Regions from separate parts of the Mus musculus genome. Here all the other regions are linked to region 1. Evidence: chromatin loops called from intact Hi-C (ENCODE). Cell type or tissue: heart. All regions are shown on one strand. Links, peaks and the distances in the headings refer to the core of each region. The heading gives the core; the rest is flanking DNA.

Region 1 (5,638 bases), core at 150-5,149:
TTGATTTCCTGTCCTGACTTCCCTTGTGAAGGATGTGTGGTGATTTGGAAGTGAAATCAACTAAATCTTTTTTTCCTGGAGTTACTTATTTTATTGTCACTGCCTTCTTCTCCTCCTTCTCCTCTTCTTCTTCCTCCTCCTCATGCTCCTCTTCATGCTCCTCCTCCTCTCCTTCCTCTTCTTCCTCCTCCTCTTCCTCTTCCTCCTCTTCTCTTCCTCTTCCTCCTCTTCTCTTCCTCTTCTCTTTCTCTTCCTCTTCTCTTCCTCTTCTATCATACCAATTGAAAGTATAACTGGGACCTGGAAGGCTGTGGTAGTTTCAATGGGAACGGCCTCATGGACTCATATCTTTGAATATATCGTGCCCAGTTGGTAGACTTGTTTGGGGAAGAATTGGGAGATGCACCCTTGACAGAAGAGGTGTGTCACTAGGGACAGCTTTGAGGTTTCAAAAAAACCCAGGGCCATCCTAAGCCTATCTCTTTTTCTGCCTGCTACCTACCTATGGATCAGAATGTGAGCTCTCAGCTCCTGCTCCACAGCCTGCCTGCCTGCCTGCCTGCCTGCCTGCCTGCCTGCCTGCCTGTCTGCCTGACTGCTTGCCTGCCTGCCTGCCTGCTGCCTGCTGCCTGCCTGCCTGACTGCCTGACTGCCTGACTGCCTGACTGCCTGACTGCCTGACTGCCTGCCCGCCTGCCTGCCTGACTGCCTGACTGCCTGACTGCTTGCCTGCCTGCCTGCCTGCCTGCCTGCCCGCCTGCCTGCCTGACTGCCTGACTGCCTGACTGCTTGCCTGCCTGCCTGCCTGCCTGCCTGCCTGCCTGCCTGCCTGCCTGCCTGCCTGACTGCTTGCCTGCCTGCCTGCCATGCTCCCTACCTTGACACTCATGGACTCTAACCCGCTGTAACTGTAAGCCTCAAATAAAAATGCTTTCATTAATAAGTGGCCTCAGTCATGGCATTTTACCCGGGCAATGGGAAAGTAACTAAGACATGGGGTAACTAGAAGAACACCGCACTAAAGCAGCAGTGGGAGGTCTGTAAGCAGAGGTTAAGTTCAAGATGTGAAGAAGGAACCACATTTACAGTTAGGAAAAAAACTCCCATTAGCTGAGGCCACAAGAGCCTTAGGGCAAACCAAGGCTTCCAGGCCAACTCCAGAGTCATCATCTCTGCTTTTGACCTCCACCTCCTGACCAAGCTCACCAGGCCTCCACACATGGAGACTGCAGTACTCCCTGAAGGGTAGAAAGGACTGAGTGGGAGCATGCTATCCGGGACCCCTTTCTCAGGGCACCCGGCTTTCACATTACTGCCATCTGCAGAGCCCTGGGTGACTGCCATTGCTGTTCCTGCCCCTGTTGGTATGGCATGGCACCCAGCAGAGGGGGATTTAATTTCCTCCAAGTGTGGAAGATTTTTCAGGTGGCCTCTGATGGGACAATAATCAGCTGGCCTCCCCCCTCCCTTTATGTCCCACTTCTCCTAGATTGCCATCTCTCTCAGAAGTTTTGTAATGGCAAATACTCTTTTCTTATCTGTTAAAATATCTTACATCTAAAAGTATGGTGGTGGCTAATTGGCCTCCATTCCCAATTCCGTTTCTCAAGGAGGCCTGAGAGGACTAGCGAAGATGACCATTCACCCAATTTGGGCATCAGTGAGAGAGGAACACAACACCTCAGGCCCAGGAAACAGGCCATCTTGTCCGGGCTCTGTGCAGGCATCCTCCTGCATTGGATGTCTCACTATCAAGCTAGCACTGACTCCACCCTCTCTGCATTAATTCTTGTCATGAGCCAGAAGCCTCGAATATCAATCTTGTTTTTCTTCTTCCAGCATTTCCGATACCAATAATAACACCATTACCCTTAAGTATGAGTCTGTATACCCGACACAGAGTGCTTTGGGGTCATTGAAATGCTCATCCGTCCTTTCTAGGTCTTTCATATCTGGGAATCAGCAATGCAGAAAATGGGATTCAAGAAGAAAACAAAAACCAAAGTGAGGCTTGAAATGAGCGAAGCAGTGCGGAGGGCTGGCACGAGCCGACTGCCACCAGAGCAGGGAGAGCATGCAGGTCGGCTAAGGGAGCGCACCGCGAAACTGGCCAGCCCCTTAGCAACATCCGCATAGCTGACACAGAACACTCTGACTTGGGGAGGGATGAAAATACCGGGTGACATCAGAGGCTCCGAGCACAGCCAGGGCATTCTAGAGGTGTGTGGTGTCAGGACGGCCTGTGCTGGCCTCATTTATCTACCTGAGTCATTTGAACAAAGCACTCGCTGGCTTAGCTTTGTTGTGACTAGAATTTGGAACCAATCCCCTGGCTCTGCCCCCATGGGTTTTGCTACTGCAGCGCAGCGTGGGTATGTAGGAACACAGACCGAATCCTGTGGCAATCAAGGATAGACTGTTCCTTCTCTGGGCCACAGGCTTCCCTAGGAAGGAGCCTTGGCCAAGTGTTTGTGTGTCTCCAGAACCAAGTGTCTGGCAACCAGCAGGTTTCTCGTGAATAAATGACAAATCCCAGAGACACATTCTGGGAAACGCAGGGCTTTTGTGGTGGCAGCATGCTCAACAGCACAGCACTGTGCTGTGGGACTCTTTAGTTTGTGGGACTCTAAGAATAATTTTCACGTCCTGGGAAAAGTGTCTGGCGCTGATTGCACATGCGAAAGTGTCGTGACGTGGGGATTAGGGTTGTCACAGGCAGACTGAAGGCCTTAGAAAAAGCACACCAAAATGGAGGTATTCATTCTAGGGAGGCTGCAGAATACTCAATGAGCTGGCGTTCTTCTCCTCCGAGTGAAGAAGAGGCCATGCTTGAAAACGGGGCTGTAGAAGGAAGGTCTCAAGAAGCCTTACTTCAGATTCCGTTCAGACACCCTCAGCGAACTCCCACATATTCCTCACCTTTCCACTAGGGGGCAGACAGAGGACGGAGAACATCCCAGGCAGGAGGCCGGTCCCTCACAAGGCAATCAGCCTCACACCAACACACTAGGCTGTTTGTGCTATGCAAAAGGCGAGGCTAAGCCTCTCTCTTCCGGCCTGTCACAGTCTCATTGATACTGCATGGTTTGCCTGTGACATCAGACACCGAAAAGTATGACAACCAAACTGTACGGTTCAAGGTGAATGTCAATAAATAGAATAAAAGGGGAGGAGGGGGGGAAGGAAGAAAAAAAAAGAAAGATCCCTGATGTTTTTCTTACCACACATGGTTTGGGGGGATCCTTCATTATCCAGAGTATTCATGATGTATCTGAATTCAGTGACTTCTCACAATGAGAAGATAACTGGAAAACTGCATACGACCTCTCTCTTGACCTCTTTCTATTTACAACAGCAACGTGGTTTCTATCCAAGTCACTGTTTCCTTCTGAGAGCCCATTCCACAGGCCTCTGTGTATCAACACACAGAAGGAAATATTCCAAGGGATATATTTTTTTTAATAACTCCCACATGCCTTAAAAAGTCATTTCCTCCTAAGACATTCAGGGCAATCGGGGCCCCTTAATTGGCTTAATTTTTATTCTTAATCCTCAAGGGTCGAGGAAAAAACAACACGACTATCTTCCTGTTCCTATTACCCTTTCATAAACTGTTGAGCACACAGGCTTGCCTCTAAAAGAAACCACAGTGAGCCTAAAGGAATAAGCATTTGTCAGGCCAGACCCCAGACTGGAAGATCACTGCAGGTGTGAGTCACTCATGGGAACTCTGAGGGTCTGAAAGCCACTCTCCCACTTGCAGAGGTGAGGGCGGCGTTGGCTTAGAACTGGCTCCGTGTTTGCTAGCATTAATAGAAATGTCTGTCAAAACAACGTTTTGTGACTTTTAATGAATTGCATCTTTAATTGTGCTGAGAAAAAAGTAAGCAAATGACGTGAGTGAGCTTACTTACAAGGGAAGGGTCAGCCTGTGTCTAGAACGTGGGTTTCCTGTGGAACGAGAATTCTTGTGCAAATCACTTCAAGCCATCCCTGATTTTTTTTTTTTTTTGAATGCTCTCCCTGATTTCACGCTGATAGCATCACAGCTCAGAAGATCCTATGAAGACAGCCTGACATCAAGCTGCTTTCTTGGTTGGCAAAATGATCTTAAGAATTACCTAAAAATGTGCTGTTTCTAAATGATTTGTTCATCTAAAGTCATTTGATTTTCAATTAAAATAAAATAAACAGGCTTGGCTATATTTGGACACAGATGTTGCTGTGGCTTCCAGATTCCTTTGTTTAAAGGTGACAAGATGCGTGGAGAAGACATTCATCTGATTGGGTATTCAGGCTTACAAAGAAAGTAATTACAGGGCCAGAGAGAGGACTCACCCCCCCCCCCCCTTCATCTAAATTCCCTTCCACATATCAACATAGTTTGACCTTGATGGTTTTAAATGTAAAAGACACTGATGTAATTCAAATAAAGCAATTTTTCAAATACCCCAAGGAATCCGGGATCAGAGATGACAGGCCTGAAGGATGAAAACCTGAGGGGCTAACGGATTCTCCAGTCCTCACGGTAGATGTGTCTTCCCTTCCTATTGAACTAAGATATTTTTGTCTTCTTTCCAGGGAACATTTGTTTGCCCAGTCCTCTGGAAAACGCCCAAATGCTGGCTTCCCCTTCCCCTCCCTCTCTCTTGCTCCCTCTCTCCCCCCTCCCTTTCTCTCTCTCTAAGCCCTTCTGGTTTTTGTGAGTCTTCCCACTAACATTTGCACCAAGGCAGCCTCTGTGGTCAGTGAGGTGACCTCCAACCTTCCTCGCCTTTCTCCGAGGGCAGAGGCCCTCCCTTCTGCCCTGACAAAGCACTTTCAGTCAACTCTTGGGTTTCTTCATGGTTGATTAAACTGTCTGTGTTTATTCAGGACCCTTCTCCTCTTTCTGTGTCCGGCCGCTGACCTTTCTGTTGCTTCATTGTCAGAGGAGAGAGCTCACGGGGCAGTCAGTCCCAATGCTTGTTAGCAGCCCTGGAAAGCAGCTCGGCCACTGGAATTCCTAGCACATCTTCAAAGCCAGTGGCTTTTCACCTAGGTAGCTGCTGTTGCTGGATGAAGCTTGTGAGTAAGGGAGGGTTGCTGGTTCTCCTGGAACCGAATGGATACTGATCGTCTTGTCATTGATGTCCTCGAGGCTTCCTTCCTGCAGTGTGAAGTTCTGAATGATGATTGATCAGACTTTTGTTGCTTGGAAAGAGAAATGAACAAGAAAGCACAGCTCAGAGAGTTTTGTTGAGTAGCCAAAGACCAGCCAGGAAGGATGCTTTGAGCCAGAACTCCCTGCCTGACGCCTGCTCCTTACCCATCCATGGAAATTCTTGTCAGTAGGATGGCTGACCCCTGTTGTGACCCTGCCCTGGGCTCCTGGGCAAGCTCAGGTCGGTCCCAGCAGGGCCATCAGCTGACTAAGGTCCAATCTCCATGTGGTTCCACCACATGGGAGCTTTCCTTCTTTTTCTAAACATTGTGACGGGCACCTGCTGTACCTCTCTCTCCAAAAGGTGTTTTTGTATTCTGCTTCTTTGTGTTTGAATTGCATCATCCTGGCTTGGCTGCTAGCACTCAGAGAGTGGGAATATGCTGTCTTTATCTTCCTGTGCCTGGAAGCACGGGTTGAATATTTTAGTGAGAG
Region 2 (5,638 bases), core at 294-5,293, 880 kb after region 1:
TGTCTTGAAAGACACTTTAGTTATATTTTTACGTTCCAGATGAAAACATGACAGTTCTCCTCTGGTAACTGTGGAAGAGAGCAGTCTCCACTACATGGCAGTAGCCCAACAAGGAGGGTTGCAAATAGACAGTGATTTGCAGCATTATAGGGTCATCTCCAAATCTGCACTGGCCTCAGTATTTACAACTCTATTGTATCCTCTCTGTGCAATAGTTAATTCTGACTGAACTGCAGTGGACTGAAAACAGACCCAACAGATAGGAGAACACAATAAAGTGTGCAACCTAATACCATACCCTTTCAACTAGAATGTAAAGGAGACACCAAAAGTATTCCTATGTTGGTTTACAGAATTGGAATGCAGATGGTAGGATAACATAGGCCATTAAAGAACATTTTATTGAAGTTGGTAACTGTCATAGTTTCTGTCAATTTGATACAAATTTACTCATACCTGGAAAGAAAGAGTATCAATTGAGGAGTGGCCTCCATAGATTGGCTTATGGGAACGTCTGAGAAACATGTTCCTGATTGGTGATTGATGGGGTGGGCCCAGCCCACTAGCAGTGCCATGCCTGGGCAGGTGGGCATCCACTGTAAAAGGTAACTGGGTAATCCAAGAGAGTGAGCAAGTAAGCATTGTGTTCCTCCATGACCTCTGCTATAGATCCTGCCTCAAGTTTCCTCTGCCTTAGCTTCCCTCCACGATGGACAGTAACCTGTAAGCCAAATAAATCCTTTTCTTCCCAAGTTATTTTTGATCAGTGTTTTATAAAGTTACATAAAGCAAACTATGATAGTACTTGTTCAGGGATATCCTCAGGAATACTGACTTTGTACAAACTATTGAAGGACAGAGGACCATGTAACTTACTCTCAAAAGTTTGGGAAAACAAATAAGGCAAAAGATGTGGGGAAGGAGCTTGTTGGATCATGGGCAGTTTTTAAAACAAATAGAGCCAAAACATTTGTGTTAAGAGCAAAGGGCTACAAGTACGCCTCTATTATTCTTGCTTGTTTTCTGTAGTTTGAAGTTCCTTTCAATAAAAAGGCTAAAGCAAGCAAAACCAAAATGACCTGGGATGAACACACAGAATATTTTCCAAAGGAAGGCCAGTATTATGGTTTACCTTTATTGTTAACTTGGTTTGACTTATAATCACCTAAGAGACACACTTTTGGGTATGTTGGAGAAAATTTCCAGAGAGGGTTAACTGAAGAAGGCATAGTATGAGTGTGAACGGCATCATTCCATGGACAGAAAGAAGAAAAGGTACAGGCTAAATCTCTGTGTCTCCCTGCTTCCTGACACTGGAAACAATGTGACCAACTGCTTTATTTTTCTTCTGCTACAGTCTTAGTTGAAGTGTTGTTCTCTGTGCCATGGTAGACCATATTCATATTCTTTCAGCCAAAATAAACTCTTCCTCTCTTAAGATTCTTCTGTCAGATATTTCTGTTATGCCAGTAAAAAAATAAATTAACAAATATAGCTTGGAGTGAGAGGTCTGCTCTTTTGCCACTCAGTCAGCCATGCTTAGGAGTTGGTACCATAGACTATTTGCTCAGTAAAACATGCAATTGGTGATTTTGCAAAATAACAATAGCAGGTCTACTGTAGTGGTTATGAACTTCTTAACTACAGGCTTTTTGACAAGGACTTCAGTACCAATGATGAAATCTCCTTCATGTGCCCCACTTAATCCTTTAACCACCAGGTTATTCCTTCTTTTCTATCACATTTATTATAATATTCCTCCAGTTATATTTTTAATTGGGTTGTAAGAAAGTAGACGTCAATGGGGTTTCTTATCTACCTTCCTTTTAATTAACCCTCTACCTGCACATCTCGATTTTCCCTGGACTTCTGTTGTTCTTCCTGTATAAGCTTCCCCATGCCCAGTATTCCACTTCTCTACTTTCTTTTCATCTGAAACCCTCCTTTAACATGGCTCTTTCCCAGAGGTTCTTTTCTGGCTTCCCAGATATATGCTTCAAGTTTAACACACACAGGGAAAACAGGTTGCATTTGTCTTTCTGCACTTGAGATACCGTATTCAGTATGTTTCCTTTGTTGTTATTGTTTTATCCATTTACCTGCAAATTTCAGGATTTCATTTTTCCTTACAGTTGAGTAATATTTCATTGTGTATATGTGCCTCATTTCTCTTATTCAGTCACCCGTGGATAGATATATTGATTGCACTTCTAAACTATTGTAGAGTGTCAATGGAGTAGAATCAGCAGTTGTTATTTTGCCAAATGGCAATGCTCTCAAATTGTCTTCTAAATATGTATAGTTACACTTATAAACCTGTGCCATTTTCAGACTGGACAGAGACGCTTCTTGTTGCAGAGAATAGTGGTCTATGAAGAGATGCATAATTTGTGAAAGCACTGAAAATAAGAGATGGGATGTTTAATCTGAATGGGATATCTCTATTAGCCCCTGTTCCTGCCAACACTCAAAGAACATTGTGGAAGAGAAGGCAGAAAGAATGGGAAAGACAGAGGTTGGGGAAGAGTGCTGGGAAAGGTTTCTGCCCATGCTATTGTACTCATGAACTCACGGCAGCCAAGGTTGTCTGCACAAGACCTGCATAAGAGCAAGCCAACCAAACCCCAGCTTAGCTGGAGGAGGAGCTCTCAACACCTTACTTCTTACTGAGAAGCCACTGTTCGTCCATAGCTGCTCAGAGGGGCAAAACCATTCTTTTATGAGCTGTGTTTTATGTTCTGTATTTTGTGTTTTCTTTTGTTTTGTTTTTACAACTAAGAAGGTGTTTCATGATCCAGTGCATGGCTCCATATGCATGTCCATATGTGTAGCACTAATTGGATCCAGAGAGTAGTAGACAAAGGGAAAAAAGGTGGGGGGAGGGAGATGAGTTTGGGAGGGGACATGTTGAAGGAAATATAGAAGGAGTTGAAAGATAGAAATTCAGAGAGTAGATATGATATTATTGTATTGTTTATGTGTATGAAATTCCCTAGAATCAAAAATCTTAAAAATTAAAATTAAAATAATAAAACTTCTAACTGGGTTAGGCTACAATAAATCTGCTACGGCAACTGGGCTTCCAAGAGGATGCCAGACATAATGTTAGCTTTTTTTTTCTCACTATGAAAAATGTCCTGTTGACACAATCAGGTAACGCTATTGATTCTGATGAAAAGCAGCCTGCTAGCTTCATTACAAGGAATGAAAAAGCTTCCTTTTCTTTGTGAAATAGCACACCCTACTGACATCCACAAGCACTGAAGGGAAATTCAGAAGTGTTTGGTAGGGGAGGCAGTGGAAACAATCTTTTGGTCTATGGTTGCTCCATTGTCAAGAAAACCAGGTTCCAAAATACCTGTTGTGTTCAGAGGAGCAACTTCCACATGAGAAAATATGGTTCATGTAACTCAGTCTTACTCTTAAGCTTTGAATCTGATATTTTCATCAAGGCAGCCTTTACCCTAGAAAATCACAGTGGAAATTTCAAAACAAATTGGAATTTCAGCTCTCAATATTCTGAGCTGCAATCATACTCAGGTTCTGGGGCATTTCTTATTTAAAGTGACACTGCCAAGCCGTATTTGTTTTAGAATGTCCGTTCCATTCCCTAGGCAATAAGCACGTGGTTCAGCACTGAACAGGCCACTTTGCTCTGCCTTTCAGGTCCACTACCAGCAGCCTATTCAGATTTTAAATCACATACATTCCCAGCCTCATCCATCTCAGTGCCATCTCTGTCCCTCCAGAAATGTTGCAGGAGAGACACAGCCTGAGGCTCAGGGAAATCAGCACAGGCCCCAGGACTGACCCAAATTAGACCAGCCTAAAATAAATCATGTCAGCGTGTCTTAATATGACTCCTGCACAGGCAGTATTTTCTAGGCTATTGTTTTGTAGACGTGGCCATAGCTCCTTTAAGCAGGTTGGAATGTGCCAAGCATCCCATGGAAAGAACAGGCCATGGGAACATGTAAAGAAATGTACGAAATATGAGGGTACAAGGAAGACAATGGTGAGTTCTATTTTAATACAAAATAAATACTTTTCCCCAGTACCTCAGCCCTGCAATCTTATGGAAAGCAGAACAGATTACCTTCCTGGTGCCTTCTATAAGCCCTCAGTGTAAATGCTATTTTCCCATAAGGGTTTGTTCCTTTTGTTTTATAGAGTAGGAGGCTATAAGAGAAGAAAGGGGGAGAGGCTGAGCCTGTGTGCAAATCGTTGTGTGAGGTTATTAGATTCTCATTATGACGGAACACTCATCCATCTCAGAAAGGTGTTTAGAGTAAAAAAGTGCTTCAAACTGCTCTTTTGAAGGTTTATTTTGAGAGCAGTGAAAACCAACAGCCAACAAGTACCCTCAAACTCGGACATGTCTGATAAAATGTCTTAGCTGGGTAAGGTGCTCCTGACTTAACTTCCCCTTGTTCAGCCCCCTTTTGTCTCTTTGTGTGAAGTCAGTGTGAAGCACTATGTATGTTCTCACCTTGGGGCTGCCTATCAATATAGAGCACCTGTTTCTTACCCTCTCCTCTTGGTTTTAGGCCAAGGCTCTCTTCTTCCTGTTTCCATCTGCCTTCTAGAAACTTTGTGTAGTTCCCCCTTATCCGACTCAGTGTGATGGCAGCCTCTAAGATGTCTCCACTCTGACAATACCATCTGACACTGGGGAAAGCTAGCAGGAGAGGAACTTGAGCTGCTGGGAGTTTGGGTCACTTCCATATTAGTCCCTCTTAAATATTTTTATTCTAAGCACATTACTCAAGGCAGGAAGAGTACAGTATTGATGATAGGTACCATCATATTACAACCATTTGGAGAACAAGTTAGCTCAAATTCTAATTTGATCAAATGAGAATTCACGTGTTAAGTGAAGACATGAGAAAAAATGCATTTTCTGAGTGTTTTCTAAAGATCTACTACAATAGAAGAAGCAATGAATTTGTATGAGCCAATGGGGAGAAATGGTAGTGAGCTCAGGATTGTGTAAGATTTACTTTGTAGGTGTTATTATTTTCTGTCCATCTTTTAAAGGGAGCCAATACATGTTTCTTTTCATTGCTTCAAGTAGAGGGAGGTGCAGTGATTGAAGTTAATAGTCCCATTACATAGGAGGCAGGATTTATTTACTTACTTACTTACTTATTATTTACCATGAACTTGAAACTGAAGCTATGCAGAGAGTTCCCAGTCCTACTTCAGCTAATGTGAGAGGCCTTGTCTACTTGCCAATAATAAACATAAATACAGAAATTCCCCACGTTTAAACAAAACTAATCAGCATTGGAACAAGTGCCATGTTAGGTCCACAGAAAAATCTAAGAGTGAACCCAGCCTCTGGTAACATGTGACCTGCTGCTGTGATGTTGATTTAGTCTGTTTTTCAGATGGGGAATGGAATTCAGCAAAGACAACCAGATAACCTTAATGTCTAATATGGAAGAAGACAGGAAGCTAGGGCACTGTTAGTAGGAAGCTAGAACACTGCTGGTGGGGATCAGATGTTCCAATTTGCTCTTTAATATTTTTAATGCTCCCCAACTTATGAATGGATGCTCCTCAGTTAAGAACACACTTGTAATGAGAACTTGCAAAGCCCAAAGGTTTTGTAGGATTATAGAATAGAAAAGCTCTA
Region 3 (5,638 bases), core at 294-5,293, 340 kb after region 1:
CTGTCCCATGAGTTTGCAAAAAACAAAATTCACTGGGAGGAAAGTTCATCAAAAGGATAAACTTAAAAGGTTAAAAAGTGAAAGAACTAGTGTGTGTGTGTATGTGTGTAAGGATAGACACAGAAGCTTTCAAGTGAATTGTGATACAAGAGAAAGCCAGAAGCCTGCTAATGTTTTTACATTCTGAAAGTTCTAGTATTTAATTATTGAATGTTAAAGATTTCTAAATTTTTAAAAAATTCCTGAAGGAATATCAGGATATGCCTAACTTCAACAACCACTGTACCGTGCCTTAGAAACTTAATACAGCACGATTATACAAAGGGTCCTTGTCTTTAGAAAAGTTACACTTATCCACTTTAAAAAAAAAAAACAAATGAAAGTATATTATAACCAAAAAAATACAAATATTAAAAAACACCAAATTTCAGAATCTGAATTTTTTTTCCTTTCAAGAACCAGATCCTTTAAAATGACTGAGATTTCCAGGTATTTACTGAGATTGTTCCAGATGAGAAGGGACAGTGATGAGCAATTAATGGTCTTTTTTCTTGTCCAATAGACTGAAAGAACTCCTTGATGTAAGAACCTATGATTTAATCAAGCATGCATTAGGAGTCCAGTATAGTACCTAGCACTGTTCACCACTGAGGATGTCTGTATTTTGTGGCTGAATTACTTTAGAAAAGGCACACATTAGATGCTTTGTTCTTGGTTGAAGGTCAAAACCCAAAATGGTAAGACTTCGTGCTTTAAAAAACGAATATAAAGATCTAGGAGGGATTTATAAGTCTATGTATACAAAAGTGCTGAATAATCAAAACTCAGAAAAACACAAGGCATGGAACAAAGTGCTAGTCTAAGTACAAAAGAGATTTATTTATTTTAAATAAATAAATATTTGAGTTCAGTATGAGCTGGCATTGTTAGAGAAAGCCTCACGAAGGAGGGATCTGACATGAGACATAAATAACTGGAAAGCAGCCAAGCCAGGCGTTATTATTCATCATTCGGTGCTCTTGCCTCAAGGCTCAGTTGGCACAGATTGTGGTATTCCCTCTCCGTATCTAACCCGCCTGTGCCTTCCCCTACGCACGCACACTATCCCCTCCTATCACACCAATCCAGGCAAAATACTAAAGCGATTTTATTTATACTTCTGCACACGCACATGCACGCACGCACGCACGCACACACACACTCGCACGCACACAACTTTTCCTCTTACTGCCCCTCCACCAAACTCGGAAACTCAACTAGGAAGCAGAGGAGTGGAGTGCGGAAGCCACCAGTTCCTCAATTAGTTTGCATAACAGAAAAATAAAAAGATTGGAAGGTCGTTTCCTCCGGTCGCCCGCAGCGGGCAACCCAATCGCGCCACCCTTCACCTCGTGACGCCCCGGTCGTCTGGCACCACGAGCTGGTCACACCTTCCATGGAAACCGCCGGCTCCAAACAGCCAAGGAGTGAGACGCCCGGGTCCGAGCGACGCCTCCTGCCGGCCGCGCTCCGCGCAGCCACGACCTCCCGCCGCGCCCGTTCCACCGGGCTCCGCACTTCGCCGAGAGGGTGAGCATCCCCGCCCTCACCTTGTCCTCAGGGACCCGGGCGCCCCCTCACTCCCGGCCCACCTTCCTCAGGACCCGACCTCCCCGCCTCCCCGAAGCCACTCAAGGCGAGTCCACAATGAATTCCCCCCCACCCCGGCCCTGCCTCCTTCCCGAGGACCGGCTGGCGAGTCCCGGAGCTTGCAGGGCCGAGCCGCAGCGGACACTCCGGGTGGCGGGGAAAAGGAAGGGGAACCGGTGCGGCACTCAAAGTTAACTCGAACACAGCCTGCAAACTTCTGGGCTGCAGCCCGGAACGCGCGCCGGCCGGAACGCTCCCGCAGCGCCGAGCCCTCCCGCAGGGGCTGCCCCGGCTGCAACCCCCCGAGAGGAGTCGCGGGCGGCCCCGCAAGCCCTGCGGCGCCAGTCCATCTATCCACCTGCCCAGCTCCCGGCGCTGAACCCGATCCCACCCCGCCACCGACGGACGCGAGCGCATTCAGCTCTCCCGGGCAGTCTAGGGATCCGCCGCTGTCCCGACGGGGACTCGGGGCGGCGAGGCTGGCGCCCGCCATCCCGCTGGGGGTCCCTCCGCCGCTCGCTGCCCACCCCCCAGCCCCTTTTACCTCAGGCAAGCCGCCCTTCGAACGCAGCCCAGGCGCGGCGTGGAGGGCCGCCTCTGCGCCAGCGGTCCGAGCCGAGGACGAGGGCCGGTGTCTAGGGGTCGTGGGCGGCCGACGCGGCGAGCGGCGCGCGGGCCATTCCGCGGACCTGAGCGCTGAAAGCCGCAACTGCTCTCGAGGCTCCAGCTCGCTCGCCTGTCAGCTCCAGCTCTGCTTTAAGTGGCTTCCGGTCTCCTCCCCCGGGCCGGCTCGTCTTCGGGGAGGGAGGAGCTTCGGGGCCGAGAGGGGGTGGGGTGGGGTGAGGGGGCCGGGCGATCAGTGAGTGCCGGGAAGCTGGGGCCCCGCCTCCCGTGCGCGTGCTCCGGACGGAGGGGCGCGCGGCGGCTCGGCGCTCCGGGGAGGAGGAGGAGGAGGGAGGGGAGTGTCCGCTCGCGAGCGGCCGAGGGTCCCCGAGGCTCTGACGGTTCGCGAGGCCGGGGAGGCTACCTCCCACCCCCCGTGAGCCTGCGAGGAGAGGAGGCGCGCGCCGCGTGGGGCGGACTCCACCTGCCTGCGGACAGATGCAGGGTCACCGTGTTCCGCGGACACCCGGGCACGCGATGTGAGAGAGGCTGTGAGACGGAACGGCCGGTTTCGGTGCGGTTGCCTTTGTTTATCTGCCTCCTTTCAAGACGCCTCCAGATCCCGAGGGGGAAGCGAGTGGCCGCCTCCGCCGCTGCCTCCAGACGGGGTCGCCGGCCCCGCGCCGTACGGGCGGGAAGGCTGAGCCCGCCCCGCCGCCTGTTCCCGGACAGCCTCCGCTAGGGGAAGCCAATGTTAGGGTTTTGACAATAGAGATGCCTATGCGCGTGTTTTGCAGCCCACGGATCACGTAGTGACTAATTCATTTAACAAGTCAGAGCGCCTCTTCCGCGCCGAGCGTGTACTAGGTTTAGAACTACGACCTTCATCACCCAGACCCCACGCCCTGCACTCATAGAGACTTAGGGAACCGAGAGTTAACCTCAAAAATATACATGAAACTGGCATCTGGATTGTAACTTCATGTATTCAATAGCTTTTTGTTGTTGTTGTTTTTTTAGTTGGAAATAAACATTAAATTTGTATAATCCGAATTTAAGAAAAAAAATTAAAAGATCGTACTTATTCAAAAAAAAAAAAAAGGGGATCCTGGAAAAACAGGCTAAGCAGAGGCTGTGGTTCCCAAGTTTTATGGCACTGCTAACCCAGATTAATGATCACCCAGCAGTGTTGTTTCAAATTGCATCAAGTAAAGGCCCTCAGACTAAAGTGGAAAGGTTGGGACAGAATTCAAAGACTAGTATATAAGCAAAATTAAACTATTTTTAAAAAACTATAATAAGATTGCAGTATTTCCAACGTTTTAAAACTGTCCCAACTTTACCTACTAACTTAATGATTACCAAAAATATTTGCAAAAACAATGTTTTAAGTAAATTTATGGTTTTATGTTGGGTTGCATCCAAACTTAATCCTGGGACACACACATGCAGCCCTCATGTCTCCGGTTGAACATACTATATTTGGGGTTAAATCTATCATTTTACTACGTATTTTTTTCTCTCATCTATTTTGTTTGTTCAATTTGCTTTCGTGCTACTTTTAAAATTCCATTCTCTTCCAACAATTTTTTTATACATTCTTTATACTTTCAGTACTGTTTCAGTTACTGCTATGTACAAATCACCCCCAAATATAGCTATTTAAAACCATAACTGATTTGTTCATGATCCCGGGCTCTTTGCTCAGGAATTCCACCAGGACAGAGTGCCAGTAGCTCATCTGTACAGCTTGAAGGCTGGGCCTGCCTAGTCTAACTGAAATCTCTTAGGACACAAGGTCGAAGCTAGTGTCTCAGCACAAATGAGCTGACAATGATGTAGAAAATGCAAAGATGGAATCTAAGAATGCTGGAGAAGCCAGGTGGTGGTGGTGCACGCCTTTAATCCCAGCCCTTGGGAGGCAGAGGCAGGAGGATTTCTGAGTTCCAGGCCAGCCTGGTCTACAGAGTGAGTCCCAGGACAGCCAGGGCTACACAGAGAAACCCTGTCTTGGAAAAAAAAGAAGGCTTGTTGGTCTGTTTTCTTGTGTGTGGCTTCTCTACCTGGCTGATATGGGCTTCCTCATAAAATGATAATCTGGATTACAAAATGGGGGCATTCCAAAAAAACAAGGCTCAATAAGCAAGCAGTATAATTGATTACTAATATGTCACTGACCCAAGCAAGTCACATGACCAAGTTGAGCATCTAAGTGAGAAGGGTTTTTTGTTTTTTTTTTTTTTTTTTTTTTTTAGTTTTTCGAGACAGGGTTTCTCTTTATAGCCCTGGCTGTCCTGGAACTCACTCTGTAGACAAGGCTGGCCTCGAACTCAGAAATCCACCTGCCTCTGCCTCCCGAGTGCTGAGATTAAAGGCGTGTGCCACCACGCCCAGCTGGGGGAAGGTATTTTATATAAAAGGCTATAGATCACTTAAGGGTAACTTATCCTAATTCAATTAAGAGCTGATAATTAAATGTAATTCCAGAGCTAGTTTAAATATTGGTTTCTAGAACCCTGAAACTCATACTCTTAAAAAAAAAAAGTTGGAGGTGGGAGGGTTGGAGAGATGGCTCAGTCAGTACTTAAGAGCACTGGATGCTGTGTCCGAGAGGACCTATGTGCAGTTCTCAACAGCCACATGGCAGCTAACAACGATTTCCAGGGAATCTGATGCCCTCTTCTGACCTCCATGGGTATTAGGCACAAACATAAGTACCGACATGTAGGAAATACCATACATATAAAATTAAGGACTTTTAAATTTGGAATATGAAAGTTTAAAATTATAGAATGCTCTGTGAATTGTTATGTCATTCTTGCACAGGGTCCATGCTAATCTTTTCTTAGTATACATGCTGCTGATGTGAGCACAGACTCACACACTTGATCAGAAGGACCAGTAACATCATGAGGGCCCTTAGAGCCTGCAGGCTGAGCCCCTATCATAACTGACAGGCATTCTGGGCTATCCTAGAAAGGGTAAGATTGTATTCCTTGAATGAGAAGAAGGGTGAATTGGGCTGTAAAGTTCCTATTGTACTTTTCTCCTTTATTAGAAATATTTGGATGATCCGTCTCCTCTTTCTCCTCCTTTTTCTTCTTCTTCCTCCTCCTCTTCTTCTTTCTCCTCTTCCTCTTCTCCTCGTCCTCTTCCTCCTCCTCTTCTTCTTTCTCCTCTTTCTCTTCCCCTCTTCCTCTTCCTCCTCCTTCTTTCTCCTCTTCCCCTCTTCCTCTTCCTTCTTTCTCCTCTTTCTCTTCCCCTCTTCCTCTTCCTCCTCCTTCTTTCTCCTCTTCCCCTCTTCCTCTTCCTTCTCCTCCTCTTCCTCCTCTTCTTCTTTGTCTTGAGGAAGAAGGGAGAAGGTTGCCTGGCTGTAAAGTTTATCTCCCTAGATCTCATGTAATTA

Evidence for each region. A loop is a pair of places that touch in the nucleus more often than their neighbours do. Peaks named below come from ENCODE experiments on the same cell type or tissue, not always from the same donor. Only the 100,000 strongest peaks of a DNase experiment are listed, where the experiment ranks them.
Region 2: a loop joins it to region 1, with 4 times the contacts of the local background. A loop is called at or near these places in 4 of 42 quality-filtered maps.
Region 3: a loop joins it to region 1, with 7 times the contacts of the local background. A loop is called at or near these places in 22 of 42 quality-filtered maps.

Annotation. Positions count from the first base shown.
Region 1 is chr3:65,860,796-65,866,433 of GRCm38, reverse strand. No RefSeq gene overlaps it. Among named protein-coding and RNA genes, the nearest start is that of Gm35039, 65 kb to the left of the region's middle. In heart, for the core only: a CTCF peak has its summit at 2,919 (motif pointing right); DNase peaks (open chromatin) are centred at 2,263 and 2,963; H3K4me3 peaks cover 782 bases; H3K27ac peaks cover 2,558 bases.
Region 2 is chr3:64,982,155-64,987,792 of GRCm38, reverse strand. It overlaps a transcript of Kcnab1 not described here. Among named protein-coding and RNA genes, the nearest start is that of Gm25222, 90 kb to the right of the region's middle. In heart, for the core only: a CTCF peak has its summit at 3,253; no DNase peak of the experiment used is centred there.
Region 3 is chr3:65,525,168-65,530,805 of GRCm38, reverse strand. Tiparp (TCDD-inducible poly(ADP-ribose) polymerase) reads right to left here and starts at 2,359. Exons shown (of 6, transcript NM_178892.5): 1 at 2,174-2,359. 4931440P22Rik (RIKEN cDNA 4931440P22 gene) reads left to right here and starts at 1,392. Exons shown (of 2, transcript NR_027955.1): 1 at 1,392-1,569; 2 at 1,641-3,323. It also overlaps the pseudogene Gm22279. In heart, for the core only: CTCF peaks have their summits at 1,515 (motif pointing left), 2,755 and 2,955; DNase peaks (open chromatin) are centred at 1,285, 1,685 and 2,455; H3K4me3 peaks cover 2,925 bases; H3K27ac peaks cover 3,089 bases.